Regions from separate parts of the Mus musculus genome. Here region 1 is linked to region 2. The links are chromatin contacts, found by Hi-C or POLR2A ChIA-PET in ENCODE. All regions are on one chromosome and are shown on one strand. The core of a region is the stretch at or near the end of the contact, and the rest is flanking DNA. Distances in the headings are between cores, read along the strand shown.

Region 1 (6,089 bases), core at 2,188-4,687, 36 kb after region 2:
TTTTTGGTGGGTGACTACCCTATTGTGGCATAGCACCTTTGCCCTTGGTCTTCAGTCATTCCTTGATAAATCTCATTGCAAACCTCAGGGATAGAGAATCTTTTGATTCTGAGCTACAGCAATTTTGAAACATCCATGAGCAAAAATGGCCACAACCAGCCAGGCAGTGGTGGCGCACGCCTTTAATCCTAGCACTTGGGAGGCAGAGGCAGGTAGATTTCTGAGTTCGAGGCCAGCCTGGTCTACAGAGTGAGTTCCAGGACAACCAGGGCTACAAAGAGAAACCCTGTCTCAAAAAACCAAAACCAAACAAACAAAACAACAACAACAACAACAAAGGCCACAACCATACACACACACATAAAAAGACCTCCCCAAACCAGGGATTGTTGTGAACTGATATTATGTATATGGAATATAAAAAAATTCTAATATTTGACAAGTAAACGAGGTATGGTAACACGTGCCTACACTTTCTTAAAAAGTACAAGGAGAGGCCAGGCATGGTGGCACATGCCATTAACACCAGCACTTGGAAGGCAGGCAGATTGTTCTGTGAAGTCCAGGCCAGCCTGGTCTACAGAGTGAGTTCCAGGCCAGTCAGAACAACATAGTCTTGTCTCAAGAAAAACAAAAACAAAACAAAACCATCAACAAAACAAATCCACAAAATCTAAACAAGGACAACAACAAGTACAAAGGGGATCAATGACAGCTGAGCGGGGAAAGGTCTCTGCTGCCAAACCTCACACCACCAAAGGTGGGGCGCAGAAACCCAGGTGTTAGGAGAACAGACTCTGTCCCTGAAAGTTGCCCTCTGACTTCTATGTGCACACAGGGACCCGAATGTGCATGCACACACATGTACATGTGCATACAAACAAAATAAGAAAGTGTAAAACATAAACGGTAGAGGGAGCTGGGGCTGCAGCTGAGTGGTGGCTACTTGGCTAGTGTGTGCGAGGTCATGAATTCAACATCAGGACGACAACAGCCATAGAAGAAGGCTCAGAAGCTGTGGGTGTTGTTGAAGTTGTTAGCTGGCTAGGCGAGTTTTAGCTCAGTATACAGTGCTTGCTTAGAAGGCTAACGGGCTGTAGGCCCAATCCTCAGCCCTCCACCCCTCCCCCCAAAATATAGTAACAATGTTTCTGGGACAACCCCAGCAGCAAACAGTAAAGTGTTAGGGTGCAGCTCTGAGCTAACATTCTTAACTAGAATGTCTTTCTTTACTGCCAGCCGATGTTTGTGTGGCAGAGGTAACACTGGTTACAGGTTGGCTCTGATTTCCCCGCAGGCACACCCAGCATTTCCAGACCAAGGTTTCCAGCATAGAGAGGAGACTGTTTCACTGCCCCATACCCTGCTAGACCTCTCCCCACTACACAGGACACAAAAGCCAGCTTGTTGGCAACTTACAGCAGTGAAATGACTCCATGGAAAAAAAATTAACTGATTATTGGCTACAGGCAAGGCCTCCTGCTTGCACAGGAAGCTAAAAGCCTAGAAAACTCTCTACGGACACAGACAAGTTATCAGAGGCCCATGAGCAAGTCGTAACACCAACACTTCTTCTGAGTTTAAAATATGCACATCTGAATTTTTTTCATGTTCAAAAGTTTGGAAGTGTGTGTGTTTCACCCAAGTGACTTTATAATCAAAGAGTAAATGACACATGCGACCGATGAACTTAGGAAGCAAAACCTTACTGCTCATTTTGTGAAGACTTCCAAGAAGTTTGTCCCCAGCTGCGCTTAAGCAGGGGTACCGTGCGCTTACAATTGGACACTTGGTGGGCATCGCACACCTGAGCTGCTGTCTCCTCTGCTCTCGTCACCTCCTCAGTTACGCTTTCTTCTCATGTCTGTTGTCTCTATACTTGTAGTCTCTAAACCTTGGGTTACAGCTTCAAAATTTACAAAGTCTACTAAAAAGGCACAAAAAGAAAAAAAAAAGTTACCAACCACTTGATAAAGGGACGTGACTACCACACCAAGGGCGGCAAACACCATTCCAAGCGAATGAAACTTCACATCGTAATAAGAATTTAGGATTACACCTACAGTAATAGGAATCTGCAAAGACAAAGAGGCAAATGCTGTGAGATTAAATTCAAGAATGATGTCTTACAACACTAAGGAAACATAACAGTGGGGCTGGGGTGGGGGAGCACTGTAAGTTTTCTTTGGGGAAAACTGCCAATCCTTCTCTACAGAGATTCACATACAACTCTACATCTGGAAGAAAATATGAATCCGTGCGTTGTGCTTTGTAAGGAAACAGGACACACATTTACAGGGAATAAAATAATCCCCCAAACCAGTACTTAACACATAAGCATAAACAAGGAAGGAGGAAAGCATTATGACTGGAAAAACGAAAAAACCACTAAGTGCTAATGTTATTTTAACGAATCTCCTTTTATGTAAACACAAGGCACCCCAGCAGTGTGCCACTGAAGGTGTATTCCGAGGTATTTTATGCTAAACCATTTCATGTTTATCACTTCTGGTTCGATTTCCTGGGGATATTCTTTTCTTTCCAGGTTGAGCTTTCGCAGATATCCTGACACACTGAACTGTTCCATTAAGGCAGCTCTCTCCCTCATCAATCCCAGCAGTTAAAGATTTCTATCAGGAACACACCCATTTACTAAATAGCAGCGGAGTGTCGAGATGGCCTTTTCCACCCCTCCCCAAACAAGCTTCTTATAAGGGCCTGGCTCGTGTGTGGAGTAAAGATTATGGGAATGGGCTTCCGTCGTGCCAGGCTATAAGCAAGGTGTATTCAGTTTTCCCGGGGAGAAAGGCAGCCAGGTAGCTGGGCAGGGACAGGCTCGCGCAGCGGCAGCGGCAGCTACTCACCAGCGTGAGCTGTATTCTGACGGAGAATCTCTTCTGGTACCAGAAGGTTTGGATGGCTATGATCACCGGCGTGGTCATGGCCTTGGCCAGCTGATAGGTGCCTATGGTGTTGTTCTGCAGAGAAAGGTTGGTGAAGACCACAAAGCCACAGAAGCTGAGGGCCAGGAGGAGGAGCTTGGAGAGCGGCAGACTTTTGGGGGCAAAGATGTTCAGTTTCTGGCAGATGTACAAGCCCAGCCAGGTGACCACGAAGTGCACCAGGGTCAGGCTCATGTTGGGGAAGCCGTGGTGTACATAGATCCATTTGTTGAGGAACACGATGCAGATGGACACCAGCAGGTTGAACAGGAGCCCGGCGGCGATGCGCCCGTTGCCCCGGACCCGGTCCGCCAGCGATGCCATGATGCCCGCCGGCTGCGGAGCAGCGTCCTCGGCCGAGCCCGGGCTGTCCAGCCTCCCCGCGGGGCGCTCGGACGCTCTCCCGCTGTCCCGGCTCTCCGCCGCCGCGCGCCCGCAGCCGCCCGCTCCACGGTCCGGCCGGAGACAGGCATGCGCCAGCCGGGTCCCGGTCGCTGCGCCGCGAGGTAATAGGCCGCCGCCCTCCGAGCGGGTCCGCCACGGCTCCTCCCAGCCCCGCCCCCGCGCAGCCACGTGATTCCGCCGCGCAGGCGCGCTCGGCGCTCCGCTGGGTTGCTTAACTCGGCTGGAGGGAAGCCCTTGGCTCCCAGGGAAGATTAGTTTCTGTGGCCGATTCCCCGACTTACTGGGAGGCGCAGATTCCCCGCCAGTTTTACTCTCCACGTTGCTGAGCTGTTTTAATCCTCTGAAGGGGGGCAGAGCATTACTTACTGAAAGCATATTTTAAAATATCTTTAAAAGTCTAAACAGGCCGGGCGGTGGTGGCGCACGCCTTTAATTCCAGCACTCAGGAGGCAGAGGCAGGCGGATTTCTGAGTTCGAGGCCAGCCTGGTCTACAGAGTGAGTTCCAGGACAGCCAGGGCTATACAGAGAAACCCTGTCTCGAAAAACCAAAAATAACCGTCTAAACAGGTAAGAGTGGATGGACAACTAACTGTCGTCTACTGTAGATTTAAACATATTTTGGCGTATTTGCCTCGAAAAACTTTAAACCACAGAATTTTTTACCCACGAAGTTTTTTTTTTTTTTTAGTAAAACCTAAGAAGCAAGTACATTTACCTGTATGCCCAAGATATTAATTGCACTTCTAAGAGGCATATTATAGTAGCAAGCATGCAGTCCAGTTTCAAAGTTACAGAGCTGGAGAGGAAGTGAAAAATTATATATTTTTGGTTTTGTTTTTCGAGGCCGAGAACTCATTCAGGCTAGACTCGATCTCAATATTCACTTTTATTCACACTGTTACAATATGAGAGTGGTATTTCTCATCTGCAAACGTCAAATACCAACTCAAAGTCTGTCCACACTGATTGAAAACGTGGACCCCCCACTTTTACAATGTTACAGGGATTAAATAGAGCAGACTTGGAAGTCTCTACAGAGCTAAGGATGACACAGAACGGATCTCCCTGCTTCCACCCATTGAAGTGTCACATGCCTTGCAACTAATGTGTAGTTTTAAGTTTTGGACACTATTTCATAGGTTTTTATGATCTGTTTGCTTATGTCTCTGCCCGTTTTCTCCAGGATACCGTTTTTTTCTAATTGGCACTGAAAAGAAGGTCTTTGCATCAGAGGCACAAGAGACTCTTTGATGAATTTTCCACAGTTAATTACGTGTGTGTGTGTGTGTGTGTGTGTGTGTGTGTGTGTGTGTGTGTGTGTGTGTGTATGGGTGCCTGTGTGACGGTCAGAGGATAACTCGGAGTCAGTTCTCTCCGTCCACCAGATGGACTGAATTCATGCTGTAGGGTTTGGGAAGCAAGCACCTTTACCAGATGCCGTCATATCAGCTACGTTCCTCTTTCGTACCGCATTTTTTTTAGAGAATTGCCCGTTTACTTAGATGTCTTGTCTTAGTTGGGGAGGAAAGGGTTTGTTTGGCTTACACGTAGCTGTTTATCACCAAAGGGAGTTAGGACTGGAACTCATTCATACAGGGCAGAAACCTGGAGGCAGGAGCTGATGGAGGCCAGGGAGGGGTGCAGCTTAGGGCTTGCTCCGCCTCACCCCCCACCCATCATCTCAGGGATGGCTCCACCCACAATGGGCTGGCCCCTCCCCCAAATCACTAATTAAAGGAAATGACTTACAGCTGGATCCTGTGGAGACATGTTTTCAGTTGAGGCTCCCCCTTTCAGATTACTTTAGTTTGTGTTGCCATAAGACCAGCACACGTTCAACTATTCGTCCATTTCATCTATAGTTACTTGAATTTATTATAAACATTAGCTTTTCCATTTTCTCTCTGCTGCTTGTTGTGCTGGTTGTTTTGTTTTGTTTTGTTTTGTTTTGTTTTTTTGTCAACTTGACACAAGCTAGAGTCAATTTGGGAAGAGAGACGCTCAATTAAGAAACTGCTGCCAGCAAGTCAGCCAGAAGATGAGCCCGTGGGACATTTTTTTCAAATGTTACTCCATGTGGGAGGCTCAGCTTACTGGAAAGTGCCATCTTTCTGTAGGTGGTTCTGGGTTAGATCAAGCAGGCTGACCAAACCCTAGGAAGCAAGCTGCCAGGAAGCAGTTACTAGAGGGCCTCTGCTTCAGTGCCTGCCCTCCCGCCCCTCACTGATGGAATATTAACTAAAAGTGCAAGGTAAAATAAGCCCTTTGCTCCCCAAGTTTCTACAGCAGGAGAAACCCTAGGGCACCGCTTGCTTAGCCTTACCAAGGACAGTCCCTGTTTTCTTTTTCTTTCTTTTTTTTTTTTTTCCGAGACAGGGTTTCTCTGTGTGGCCCACGCTGTCCTGGAACTCACTCTGTAGACCAGACTGGCCCGGAACTAAGAAATCCGCCTGCCTCTGCCTTCCAAGTGCTGGGATTAAAGGAGTGCCCCACCATTTTCGGCTTCCCTGTTTTCAAAGCTCACCAGCTCTTACTGTTTGCTAGAAATAGTCCCATTGTCACCCTCCCCTACACGTGTGTGGATTACCCTTCCCTGCTCCCTCAGTAAGAGCCTGGGAAGTGTTCTGGCTAGGTGTGATGGAGTACAGTTTCAGTCCCAGTCCCAGGAGTGGGAGGGCAGAGGCCTGTGGATCTCTGCCAGTTCAAAAGAGTTCCATGAGTTCCAGGACGGCCAGGGCTGC
Region 2 (5,597 bases), core at 2,465-4,964:
GGCTCTATTGTTGCAATGGCTGCAGATCTCACTGTGCCAGGCCTCTGTCTACATGGCTAGAATGTGGCCTCATGGCAGAGTACTGAGGACAAATAGGACTAACCACTACCTTTAAAGGCATTTAGTTTATTTTTAAAATACTATTAAGTGCTTCAAGGACAGTAAGTACACTGAGCTGACTAAGCTGAGAGAGTGTTTAGAAACTGGGAAGGAAGGCATGTAACATGACTATGCTCTCTGTATCTGCAAACTCAGCTGTTTTAGTTTGAGATAACCACACAGACCACCACTTCTGTGGATTTTTTTGGTAATTTGAAGACTTTTATTATTATTTTATGTATACTGGTATTTCACCTGATGTATTTAAGTGCACCGTGTGCAAACAGTGTCCTTGGAGGCCAAAAGAGGCCATCAGATCCTCTGCAACTAGAGTTACAAGAGGGCTGAGCCACCTTATCCATTCTGGGGATCCAACCTGGGTCCTCTGTAACAACAGCAAATGCACTTAACTGCTGAGCCCTCTCTCCAGCACCACTCTTTTCTTTTTCTTTTTTTAAAGACTACTTTTAGCACAATTTTAAAATGCACTTTTCAGTTATTTATTCCAGAAGAGCACACAAACTGGTTATCCAATACCAAAAGGTCAGCCCTGAAAACATACATACACAAATGGCATTATTCAGACTGAGCAGGCTGTATCTGGGAACGTAGCATGTACTGGGCATGTAACAATTAATGAAAAAAGTCATGAAAGAGAGAAGGGGTATACTGGAGGCTTTGGAAGAAGGAAAAGGAAAGGAGAAATGGTATAATTTCAAAAATAAAGAAAAAAGTTTTAAAGACTCTGTTATTTATGTATTCTGTGTATGAGTGCTCTGTCTGCGTGTACACCTGCACACCAGAAGAGGGAGGGCATCAGACAGTTGTGAGCCACCATGTAGTTGCTGGGAGTTGAACTCAGAACCTCTGGAAGAGCAGTCAGTGCTCTTAACCTCTGAGCCATCTCTCCAGCCTATAGAAATCAGTTTTTTAAAAAAGGGTATTAAGACCTTATTTTCAGATTAAGTAATTCACTCTTACAAGATTTGAAAAAGACTTTTTGTTTCTTTGTTTTTTCTAGACAGGGTTTCTCTGTGTAGCCTTGGCTGTCCTGGAACTCACTTTGTAGACCAGGCTGGCCTCGAACTCAGAGATCTGCCTGCCTCTGCCTCCCAAGTGCTGGGATTAAAGGCATGCGCCACCACGCCCAGCTGAAAAAGACTTACTAATGCTTAATTTTCTTATGTAACTCATATAGAAGTCATGCTAGCCTTCTCCTTAGTGTATCAATTTTAACATACGTACTGCCAAAGCAAGAAGTTCTACATTTTTGCATATTAAATTAACTCAAATCAAAACTCTACAATGGAAAGCCAGTTTCTTATCAAAGCTTACAAGATAAAGTTAATTTTAAAAACTACTATAAAAACACAACACTGTAATCTCACACTTAACAAAGAGAGTTCTGAATAAAGATCTACCCGGAAAAGGTTTTTAAAATGCTATATGAAAATACTTTAAATATGTGCATAATCTTGAAATGGAAGAATTCCTCCAAAGCATTACAAGAAAATTCAAAAATTATCAAAATAAACAAATTTGATACCTTCAATGGGGCAGACATCAGATTATAGTCCTTGTAAAAAAAAATTTCTTAGGTTAACTATACTTGAAAATTATGCAAGCTACTAAAATATGCAAAAAAAAAAAATGGGGGAGGAAAGGAAGAGCGAGAGTAAATAGAGAGAGACATTGGCAAACCCAGAACAAACAGGCTGTTTAACTGGAGATCTGGGACATGCCCACTGAAACAATACATTTTACTCCACAGAGCAGTAACCGTAGGAACTGACTTAACTTGCATACATGTATTCTCCACAAATATGTATGAAATTACATCAGAAAGGGAAAACGAGGGCTGGCAATATTCGTGCTGGCAGGATCGAAGACGGCCATGACCTCTGCTGAGCAGAGTGAGCAGTCTGCAATCAAATGTGGTTACCAGGACGTAGGATTCTAGTTCCCTATCTTCCTCACCCTTACTTTACTCAAACACATGGGCAACTTTTACATCCCCCAGTAGTCGTGAGCCTGAGACTGTCGCTCAGCTCAGTAGTACAGTACTTGCATACACACACATTCTAAAGGCTGAGGTTCAATCGCATTATCAAATCCTATGCAGCTATTAAAAGTAATTTTGTAACTTACTGACAAGCTGTAGAACACCTTTATATGCTAATATAAAGTAGAAAACTTAAAGAGATACAGAGCAAAGACTGGAACTTTATATATTTTATGCATTCCTCTCATAACTAAAATCCTCACAAAAAGCACGGATGCTTCTATGACTTTCGGTTTACCATTTAGAACAGTGATAGAACATCATGTCACAACCAGCAGCACCCACACACTGTGCACTTCTAAAGCCTGCGTCAGGGGAAGGGCTGTGGAAATATAGGTCGCAGTGACCACTCTCTAATGCAATTGCAATCGAGAAAGTTAAGAGTTTGTAGGTAAATACTTAAAACGACTGTGCGATAATCCAGGTTTCAATTTTGTTTCCTCGATTACCTGGTAAAACAAGCTATATTTACACACTCGAGGCAGAAATACCAACCAGAGTCTCTTGTTCCGAAGCTGGAATCTGTGAGGTGCTTGCAGCACCCTCGGTAGACACAGACATGTTGGTATTGCACATTGGCCTACAAGTAGAAAAAAAACAACAACACACACGATAAAAACTTGAAATTATAAAACATCTACGAAAAGGGACAAATAGATACATGCATTTACGAAGGAGACAGAAAACGTCTTTCGGCAATAGCTCTCAAATGCAAAACGACGTCGGCGAGCTGTCCCTTACCTGGAGGCCCGCAGGAGAAGCGCGGTGATCCGAGAGGGTCCCCCAGGGGTGTCCGGTCGGTCTCCCGCTCGCCCAGCAGACGGCTGCGGAAACGGGGCAGCGTTTAAATAACCCCAGCTGGAGACATGTCAGGACTTAGCTCCTCCGACAGCCGACGCCGGACGTGTCCCAACTTGACCAGCCCCACAGGAAGAGCTGAGTCAACTCGGCCCAGCCCAGTCCCACCCGTCCCGGAAGCCGCATCCCGGCGAGTCCGGGACCAGGCACCTGTCACCTCCTGGACCCCAGCAACGAGCCCAGCGCGACCCCGGAGCGGGCCCCCCGCGCGCGGGGCCTGCTGGGAGACCCCCGCTCTTCCCTCCTCCCCCTCCCTCCGTCCCCTCCCGCGCATGCGCCGTGCTAACCGCGCCATCTCCCACCCCACCCCCCACTCCCACCCACACGCACACCCCCGGCCGCAGAATGACATCAGGGCCCAGCGCGGGCAAACGGTCGCCCAGCCTCGTGCCCCGCGACCCCACGAGCCGGCCCGGGTTACGAGTAGGCCCCGGAGGGCGCGGAAAAGAGGGAATGATCGGGACTCTCCGCCGCCCACGGAGCGGGTACCTGCTACTTCCCGCGCATCTTCCGACCCTTCACGGGGAGCGCGGAGGCCCCGCGGCCGGGGCCTGAGCGACCATGGTCGCTCCAGAGCTCGAGCGACGAGAAGGCGGCGGCTCCTCACCGGCCGCTCCTAGGCTACGCTGGCCCCGGAGGCCCCGTTAACAAAGCAGAGTTCTGTGACGAGCGCCCCCTACCGTCCGCGGAGAGAACGCCGGAAGCCACGGGCCATCCGGGCATCGGGGCGTGCGCGCGCGCACGCCCGACGCCGCCTCCTGGACCAATAGGAGGCGGGGGGCGGGGCTTAGCGGCCGCCCGGTGCCGGAGCGCGCAGGAGGTGGGGAGGGGCCGCGCGGTTGTGTTTACCGCTCGAAACCGCAATGGTCGCTAGGCAAGTTCCTATCCGACTGCTGCTGCTACCAAAAGAAAAGCAAGACTAACAGCTGGGTAGTATTTTTAAATCCATCCCGCCAGCAGCTGAAGTTGTATACAAATGAGTGATTTTTTTTTAAGACTTTAAAAATAGGCAAGGTGAGAGAGGGTGGAGTGGGACGGGGAGGAAATTGTGAGAAGGGGGTGTCCCAGAAGGGAACGGAGAGCGGGGTGGAAAGTGAATAAATAATAATGAATAAAAAATGAATAGCTCCATGGTCAAGAGTGCATACAGCTCCTTTTTAGGTTTTCAGTCACTCACGCCACACAAATTCTGTCATTGCAGGGTACTCAACACACTCTTCTGGTCTCCATGAGCAACCGCACCTGTGTGCACAGACATACACATAATTAAAGTTAAAATTAAAAAAAAAAATTCAAAGACTGTTAGGGTCCATGACACCTTGGGCTCATAGTATGTAAACGCAAAGAATGTTTTAATCTGCAGAAGTCAGCATTCTGGTGTCTCCTCTCCCCATTACTAAGATAGAGACACCCAAGTGAGTTTGCAGACCTGACATAAAGCATATTAGCGAATTCTGGGATAGGTGACCTCTATGTTAATCTATTGGGTCCATCTTTAGGGACATTCCATTCCCGGGGTGAGAGGGCTGGAAACTTTTGGCTGAGAAAGTCTGGAAACTGCTGCTGACCCATTGTCCTTGCCTCAGGCGGGGCAGCTTCTGAGGCCCGGACTTGCCCGGAATTGCCCAGTTCTTGGAAACAGAGATTTAGGCCTAGTCCCCTTAACTGCCAGTTTGAAACTTGTCATGAAATCAGCCTGGCCTTTTCAACACATACACTCCAGTGTTTACAAACTTTCTAATTGTTAGTCATCTTGAGGGCCCAAGATAGCATTATAAGGTATAGGAGTTTGGCCTGGACGCTGCTTTAGGCAGTGTGGACGCAGGTCAAAGAAAAGCATTGATAAGGCCAGATATAATGGTGTGCGTGTAATCCCAGGTACAGAGCAACAGCCGTCTGGGTCCACCTTTTAAGGTACATCTAAGAACGGAGGGTGTGTGGCACCGAGAAGGTCCTGCATTGTTCAGTCCTCGGTCCCCAAAGCAAAAGCCCCAGATCTTAAAGGACTTAAAACCAGGGGTGGTGGCACATTTGCACAGTCAAAGATAATCAGGAAGCTGAGGCAGGAGGATAGCTTGAGTTGAGCAATTTAAAGCTAATTTGAGTAACATTGATAACCTACCTAAAGGAGAAAGGTAATTTCGTTCTTTGGGGCTTGCCACTTCTTACTGACAGCCTTCATTTCCCCAACAGTTCGTGATTAAGGACTTTTCAGAAACCTTTCTCCCCTTAGGAATGGAGTGAATATTCATTTTAAATTTAATAACCTTCAGCCAGGCATGGTGGCATAGACCTTTGACCCCTGCAGTAGAGACGAAGAGACAAGTGAGTTCAAGATAGTGTGTCCACGAGTCCACACAGTGAGCTGCAGATCAGCCAGGGCTGCACACAGAGAACCTGTCTCACAGAACCCAAGCCTTGGGAGATGAAGTAGCCCAATTGGGCTTGTGTGCAGTTTCATGGGATTGGGGCATGAGCAGGATGGGGGGATGGGAGGACAGGGCAAAAGGCAAGCAGGCATGCACTCTTAGCTTAAAGCCCTGGGTTCCCTCCCCAGCACCTGTGGGAATGATGCTGC

What was found. A loop is a pair of places that touch in the nucleus more often than their neighbours do. ChIA-PET counts read pairs that join two places held with the same protein, here RNA polymerase II (POLR2A).
Region 1: a map of heart shows a loop between it and region 2 (4-fold over the local background). The contact joins the promoter of Slc35e3 here to the promoter of Mdm2 in region 2. A Hi-C loop is called at or near these places in 6 of 37 maps with a recorded cell type or tissue (T-helper 1 cell, heart and left cerebral cortex). POLR2A ChIA-PET finds 5 or more read pairs at or near these places in 4 of 5 experiments (Patski and embryonic stem cell).

The regions. Positions count from the first base shown.
Region 1 is chr10:117,742,921-117,749,009 of GRCm38, forward strand. Slc35e3 (solute carrier family 35, member E3) reads right to left here and starts at 3,438. Exons shown (of 5, transcript NM_029875.2): 1 at 2,865-3,438; 2 at 1,965-2,075. The coding sequence starts at 3,266.
Region 2 is chr10:117,707,044-117,712,640 of GRCm38, forward strand. Mdm2 (transformed mouse 3T3 cell double minute 2) reads right to left here and starts at 3,715. Exons shown (of 12, transcript NM_010786.4): 1 at 3,509-3,715; 2 at 2,903-2,985; 3 at 2,657-2,741. The coding sequence starts at 2,737.